Linked DNA regions of Mus musculus: regions 2 and 3 are each linked to region 1. A link is a loop called in an ENCODE intact Hi-C map of the cell type or tissue named here. Cell type or tissue: gastrocnemius. All regions are shown on one strand.

Region 1 (2,500 bases):
CAGTACCCCCAGAGCTTGTGTCTCTAGCTGCATATGTAGCAGAAGATGGCCTAGTCGGCCATCATTGGAAAGAGAGGCCCATTGGTCTTGCAAACTTTATATGCCCCAGTACAGGGAAATGCCACGGCCAAGAAGTGGGAGTGGGTGGGTAGGGGAGCAGGGCAGGGGGAAGGTATAGGGGACTTTCAGGATAGCATTTGAAATGTAAATGAAGAAAATATCTAATAAAAAAATTGAAAAAAAAAGTAAGAAACTCAACTCTCTGTAAATAAACATACATTGGCTATACATTTGATGATAAAAAATAGAAATTTATTAGCAAGAGACTCTTACTATATTTTTCCTTACTATATTTTTACCTAGTGTTTATTTCGAAACAGGCAAGAAAACTGGATGTATATTTTGAATATGAAGAAAAAATAATGAGCAAGACTACTCTGGATAAGTCCCTCCTAGACGTCATATCCGACCCTGATGGTATGTGCCATAACCTGAGAATGTTTACAGGAACGAATCTAGTGTTTCAGTCCAGACAGAATTTAAGTAGAATTATTGTATTAGTCAGTAATTCTTGTATTAATTATAAGAGCTATCTTATGCTGAAAAATTTTCAACATAGCAGTTCTTAAAAATGGAAAATGATTTTCCCCCTTTGGTCGTGTGTTTAAATACTTTGTATTCATTTCTTTAATGTGCTCTATAGAGCCATCAGTTCCCACTCTCTCCAGGAGATTTGAATGAGTGACATTGTCTCTACTTCACTGTGGCTTATCCAGAGAGTAGATGGGGAATGTAACTAAGACTGAGTTCTACTTTAAATGTTCAGGAACATACTTTAAAAACAGTGTGGGGTGCTTCACAAACTGCGGTGGGGACATGGCTCACTGGATAGAGTTGCTGGCAGTGCAAACGGGAGGACCTGAGCAGCTTGTTGCTTCAGTCTGTGCCTGTTCTAGTACTGGAAGGAAGAGGCCCAGGGGCGGGGAGGGGAGCCCTGTGACTTGCCAATTGCAAGGGTCTGGGAGCAGATGTATTACACCCCCCCTCTTAGATTCTGGCTACAAATGGCATTTTCCATGAGGACTAAGCACAGAAGGAGCTGATAAATAATAGGATAATAGGATAAGTAATTGAAATTTTTTTAGAAAAATGAAATTAGAACATTAGTTGTCCTAGAAAACAAGTAACAACAACAACAGCAACAAATTTAAAAAGACCTAGCAGTCAGTGTGAAAGGCTCCAAATCATGACCATCTGACCATCAAAATAAAAATATAATAATAAATCATGGGTTAGAGCCGATGGGATAAAAAAGGTATCCATGATTTTGAATAGGCAAAATAGGTGAGATAATTGAAATTTGATAGAATGTTTACGTGATCTCAGAGCACTGCATCTTTTAATGAGACTTCATCACTGTGACAAATGCCTGAAACCATTTAAAAGGAGGAAAGATTTTAGAAGCCTTGGTCCACAGTTGTCTGGTCCCACTGCTCTGAGGTGATACTGAACATTGTGGGAGAGCAAACACCTGACTTGCATGCTGCAAGATCAGGGGCTACAGCACAATAGCCATCCAGTGATCGCCTTCCGCCAGTTAGCCCCACCTCCTAATAATAATATAATAATAATAATAAGAGTATCATCATTTTGTCAGTCTGTCGGGTCAGAGCTCTTAGGAACCAATCACTTCCCAAGCCTCTCTGCGGGCAGCCAAGAGTCCTAGCACACGAGCCTGCTTGAGACATCGCATATTTGAACACTAGTACTTCCCTACAAGTACTTGTTCACTATGAAGACAGAAATAGAAACGTTACAGTAAGAACCGAAGTCAATACCTCGTTAGGTAAATCTCACGTAACATTACCAGTAAAGGCGTACCAAAAGGTTGTAAACCCAAGAACTTGACAAAAGTGCCGCTGAGGTTTCATATTTGGGAAATAAGGATAAACTGAGGGCTATCTGGATTCTGAGTCCCGTGAAGCTCCGAGTGTCATCAGCTGTCACTTTTTTTTTTTTAAATCTGGTTTTACTCTTAGCTGCTTGTAATGTTACGATTTCTTTTTTGGGTGTTTTGTTTTGTTTTGTTGATTAGTTGATTTTTGAGATAGAATCTCACTATATAGTCCATCAGGGCTGGAACTTATGTTTAGCCCAGGCTGGTCTTGAACTTGGAATCCTCCTTTCTCTGGCCTTCTTAGTGCTGAGAGTACAGGCATACTTAAGTATGACCAGCTCTTAGTTTGTATTCTGATGAAATACAAGGTGATAGTTATAAGTCTTTACATCCTAGGACACACGTCCCAGTGAGCTTTGCATCCTAGGACACACGTCCCAGTGAGCTTTGCATCCTAGGACACACGTCCCAGTGAGCTTTGGTAGGTTACTACGGCCGCTTCCTTAGCACTTTTCTGTCAACGTGCGCCCTGTGCAAGGAAGAAGAGGGGTGACTGAGCTGCTCTGGAAAATCTGGGCCTTAAGATATCTTAGTGATCACTCG
Region 2 (2,500 bases), 190 kb after region 1:
ATGGTTGTGAGCTTCATGGGTGTTGGGAATCAAGCTCCGATCCTTTCCAAGAGGCTCAAGGACTCTTAGCCTCTGTGGCAACTCACCAAGTTGAAATTTAAAACAGGCTGTGGATATAGTGCAGTACAAAGTCTTTGAGGGAAAGAGTATCCTGCACTGGCAACATGTAATTTGAAGAAGAAAAAGCAACACCATAAATTGATTCATTCTGCAGTCATCAAGACCCAGAGAGGCACTTGACACCAAGAATAACAACATGGGATTGAGTTCAGGAAGGAAACCCAACTCTTGCAAGTTGTCTTCTTGCCTTTACACACATATACCCACATACACAAATATATATTTTAACAATTGGGCGGTGTACAACACTGCATGCCTTTAATCCCAGCACTTGGGAGGCAGAGGCAGATGGAACTCTGTGAGCTTGAGGATAGCCTGGTTAGCACAAACACTTCCAGGACAGACAAAGCTACACACAGAGAAACCGTGTCTTGGAAAAAAAAATTAAGTGAATGTTCTGTTATTCAGGTATCAGAAACTTCTAAAATTAATTTCTTAATGAATTTTGGGCTAAGTTTTTTATATGGATGCTAGAAACTTGACCTCAGATCCTCAAGATTGCAGAGTAAAAGCTATTACACACAGAGCCATCTCCCCACAGACTACTGCCCAATATCTTAATTTAATTAAGTCTTTTCCATATTATGTATAGTCACTTGAGACTGTGATTAATCCACCAGACAGACTATGAATAGAGGGATACAATGCTGGATCAAGTGAGATGCTGGTCCTCTAATGATGATCATAACATTTCAGACCTCTTCCGGTAACTATGATCCCATTTTCACTAATACATACTTGCAGTTTCTCTCATTTAACCAACTTTTTTATGGTTCCATTCTTTTAGTAACACCCTATTCCATTAAGATGAACAGATTCCTACTAAAATGTAGTTCAGTAATTCAGCACATTGACTATTATGTGCTAAGCACTGGGTTCATTTTCCAGCATCTGCCCCCTCCCCAACAAAATAAAAAGTTGACATATTGGGGCTGGAGAGATGGCTCAGCGGTCTTCCAGAGGTCCTGAGTTCAATCCTCAGCAACCACATGGTGGCTCACAACCATCTGTAATGGAATCCCATGCCCCTCTTCAGTGTGTCTGAATACAGCTACAGTGTACTCAGATACATTAAATAAATAATATTTTTTAAAAAGATGACACATGTCTTTTATAATAAATCTAGAGTTATTACAATTACAAATGAGCCAGAGTAAGTGCTGGCTCAGGGATCAAAGAACACTTCTTGCTCTTGTGGGTGACAACCTAGGTTTGGTTTCCAGTACCAACAGGCCAATTCCAGATGATCTGACAGCCTCTTTTGACCTCCACAGCCAAAATACCCATACACATAAAATAAATTTAATGTATAACTGAATATATGTAAATAAAATAGAACAACACTTCACAAAGAATAAACAATAAAACAACATTCTAAGAACCCTTTGTTTTGCTCTGTTCACCCAAAACCTATTGTATCAAGAATAGGGCAGATACTTAGACTAGAGCTGGCTCAGTGTTATTAAGGGCACTTATTTTTGTAGAGGACCCAGGTTTGGTTCGCAGCGCCTCCATGGTGGTTGAGAACCATTCGTAACAACAGTTACAAGAAATCCAATGGCTTCTTCTGAGGTCTCTGGTCACCAAATACACACGTGATACACATACGGCCAAGCAAACACTCATACATGTAAAATAACACTTTTTGGTTGGTTTGTTTGCTTTTCAAGACAAAAGGCCTTTGTGGGGTCCTGACTGTGCTGGAACTCATTCAGTTACAACCTCAGAGATCTACCTGCCCCTACCTCCCAAGAGCTAGGATTGAGGGTGTGCACCACCATTGCCCAGAATAAAATAAAATATTTTAAAAGGAAAGAAAATGTGGGCTAGAGAGATGGCTCAGTGGTTAAAAGCACTGACTGCTCTTCCAGAGGTCCTGAGTTCAATTCCCAGCAACCACAAGGTAGTTCACAACCATCTGTAATGGGAACTAATGCCCTCTTCTGGGGTGTCTGAATATAGCAACGGTGTACTCACATACATAAAATAAATAAGTTTAAAAATAAAAGAAAGGGGCTGGTGAGATGTCTCAGTGGGTAAGAGCACCCGACTGCTCTTCCGAAGGTCCGGAGTTCAAATCCCAGCAACCACATGGTGGCTCACAACCATCCGTAACAAGATCTGACTCCTTCTTCTGGTGTGTCTGAAGACAGCTACAGTGTACTTACATATAATAATAAATAAATCTTTAAAAAAAAAATAAAAAAATAAAAGAAAAAAAAATAAAAAGGAAAAAATATGGCAGACAAATGTTGTGGCACAAACAAGTTCCCAATCAATTTAGGCCCTTTCCTCCTCTAGTTTCTCCTCAGTTCTCACTCATATAATACCCTTTCCTAGAATCATACAGGCACAGTAGTGGGAACTCAAAATATTGTCT
Region 3 (2,500 bases), 180 kb after region 1:
GTTCCTCCTGCCTCTGCTGCCCAAGTGTTGGGATTAAAGGCATGTACACACAACACCCAGCTCAAGAAGGGGAGTGTTTTTTAATTCACCAGATTGCTTTAAAAACTTGCAATTTAAAAATAACAATATAATTTTTAAAAACATTTGAGCATTTTTCCTGTGTTTATTATGTATGTGCACCAGGTGTGTACCTAGTGCCCATGAAGGTCATGAGAGGGCATTGGCCCTGGAACTGGAGTTATAAATATTTGTGAACTATGTGGGTGCTGGAAACTGAACACAGGTCTGGTACAAGAGCAACAAATTACCTGCTGAGCCATCTCTCCCGCTCCCAGATCTACAAGTTTTGATTGTAAAATGGATTTGTCACTATAACTTCAAAGACTGAATTAGAACAAACAAAATTATTTCTAGCCCCCATTCCTCAGACAATGCAACCTTCCCATTTATCTGTCCTCTGTGCCAGTTTTACTTTAATGTGGTTATCAGGGTCCCCAAGATGATGTCTGAAAGTGACAATAGCAGGGAGTCCTTTCTCACTGCCAAACATGTGTGCCTGCTGCAGGGGCTTCATAAACTATCAACTTGATTTTCTTTCTCTTCCTCGTTTGTTCAGTGCAGTCTTGAATAGATTGACAATCTCAGTATTTTCATCGTTATTAATATGCAGTTGCTGGTGGCAAAGCTTTTGGTTTTGACCAATTATTTTTGATATAATCAAAATGACTGTGGTCTAACCTAAAAACTTAGCATAGATTTCACTTAAAAACGTATCAGGCAGTTTCCTCTGCAGCTATGTATTATATATATGGAATATATACATATTATATATATGGAATATATAACTACATTTTTAACTTATTTAAAATGTTTCCCCTTTAGGTATCACCATCTTCTCTGTTGGTGTGGCTTGGGCACCGCTGGATGACCTGAGAGATATGGCCTCTAAACCCAAAGAGTCACACGCTTTCTTTACCAGAGAGTTCACAGGGTTAGAACCAATTGTCTCTGACGTCATCAGAGGCATTTGTAGAGACTTCTTAGAATCCCAGCAATAACCGATACTCTGACAACTCAAGGAATACGTGCAAGGGGATCTAATGTGCAAATTATATTCTCAATGCCTATGTAACTTTATAGCTTACCAGTGTCAAAAAATGCGTCCACAGCTGTTTAAAGCAAATGAATATTCATGTGATGCTCACAATTTAGATTGGCCGAGACTTGATAATCAGGCCCTTAGAAACTCAGGAAAGAAGAGTTGTCATGGATTAACATTGGGAGTTCAAATATGCATTCAAGTGGATAGGTAAGCTACACAGCTCAATAAAAGAACCTGGCGCTTACACACAAAGCACTGTTCCCTCTTTAATCACTCTGCATTGACCATGCAAGGAAAACAGAACAGCTTTTAAACACAGATCAAGTATACATATTTTGACCCATGTGGATGTTTTCTTAAAACCAGCCAAGAACAGACAGCTGTTATTATGTGCACTAGCCATAACTACACATTATATGGAATCATATATCAAGCTTCTTTTGTAGTGTGTTTTCATAACTTGATGGCTGAAATACCACACTGAGTAAAGGTAGGATTGCCTGGTATTTTTCTATTTATATCCTTAATTTTATGTGTATAGACAGGCATGTACTCCGAGGACTAAGAAAATGTTTAAGCAGATAACTTTTTTTTTTTTGAAAAAAAAGATGTGTCAAGTATTGTAACCGAAAAAATACACAGCTTAATAGCTTGGCTGTCAGCAATAAAACTGCTAGTGACTAAGTGCCTATTTATTAACACTAGTGTTTTTCCTTTTAAAATTTTATTTAATGTACACTGGTGTTTTGACTGCATGTATGTCTGTGTGACAGTGTCAGAAACTCTGGAACAATAATTCCAGTTTTTGAGCTGCCATGTGGTGTTGGGAAATTGAATCTGGGTCCTCTGGAAGAGCAGTCAGTGCTCTTAACCACTGAGACACCTCTCCAGCCCCTAAAGTTTTTCTTTATGACAAAAAATGCTTCACTTGCTAACTTACATGGAATGAGAAGTCTCATTTCATCATGCAATAACCTCTCTTTCAATTATATACTGAATGCCTAATGTAGGCATCACTGCAGTCATGACCAGGGAAACCACTAGGGCATGCTTTGGAGGACTGACTTCAAAAGAAATATAACTAGTATCATATTAAAAACTTAGCACATTTGTGAAGCTCATGTCAGGCAGAATCCACCTCGTATGGATTAGAGCTTACCACAGAGAGCCCTCACCACAGGGATAGATCACCTCATCTTCTCTAAACCAGGTTCTGTCCCTCTCCTTACCCAACTGTGGATCCGTTTCCTACCAACTGACGTGGAAAAAATCCTGGTGACTCATGATTTTCTTGAGTAAATGCCAAGCCCATGCAGAAGGCTCATGTGTGAGACAGAGACAGAACTTGAATATCTCAAAAGCTACACAAAAAATCGATTTTAAAAAATTCCTTGTCCC

What was found. A loop is a pair of places that touch in the nucleus more often than their neighbours do. Peaks named below come from ENCODE experiments on the same cell type or tissue, not always from the same donor. Only the 100,000 strongest peaks of a DNase experiment are listed, where the experiment ranks them.
Region 2: it touches region 1 in a loop (2.4-fold over the local background); 8 of 42 quality-filtered maps call a loop at or near these places.
Region 3: it touches region 1 in a loop (2.7-fold over the local background); 6 of 42 quality-filtered maps call a loop at or near these places.

The regions. Positions count from the first base shown.
Region 1 is chr12:51,422,527-51,425,026 of GRCm38, forward strand. It overlaps Scfd1 (Sec1 family domain containing 1), which reads left to right. Exons shown (of 25, transcript NM_029825.3): 15 at 381-477. Among named protein-coding and RNA genes, the nearest start is that of Gm40422, 13 kb to the left of the region's middle. In gastrocnemius, no CTCF peak of the experiment used is centred here; a DNase peak (open chromatin) is centred at 963.
Region 2 is chr12:51,613,700-51,616,199 of GRCm38, forward strand. The region is part of intron 16 of Strn3 (striatin, calmodulin binding protein 3); the gene reads right to left. Among named protein-coding and RNA genes, the nearest start is that of Coch, 22 kb to the left of the region's middle. In gastrocnemius, no CTCF peak of the experiment used is centred here; no DNase peak of the experiment used is centred here; H3K27ac peaks cover 725 bases.
Region 3 is chr12:51,603,975-51,606,474 of GRCm38, forward strand. It overlaps Coch (cochlin), which reads left to right. Exons shown (of 12, transcript NM_001198835.1): 12 at 883-1,799. The coding sequence ends at 1,058. Among named protein-coding and RNA genes, the nearest start is that of Coch, 12 kb to the left of the region's middle. In gastrocnemius, no CTCF peak of the experiment used is centred here; no DNase peak of the experiment used is centred here.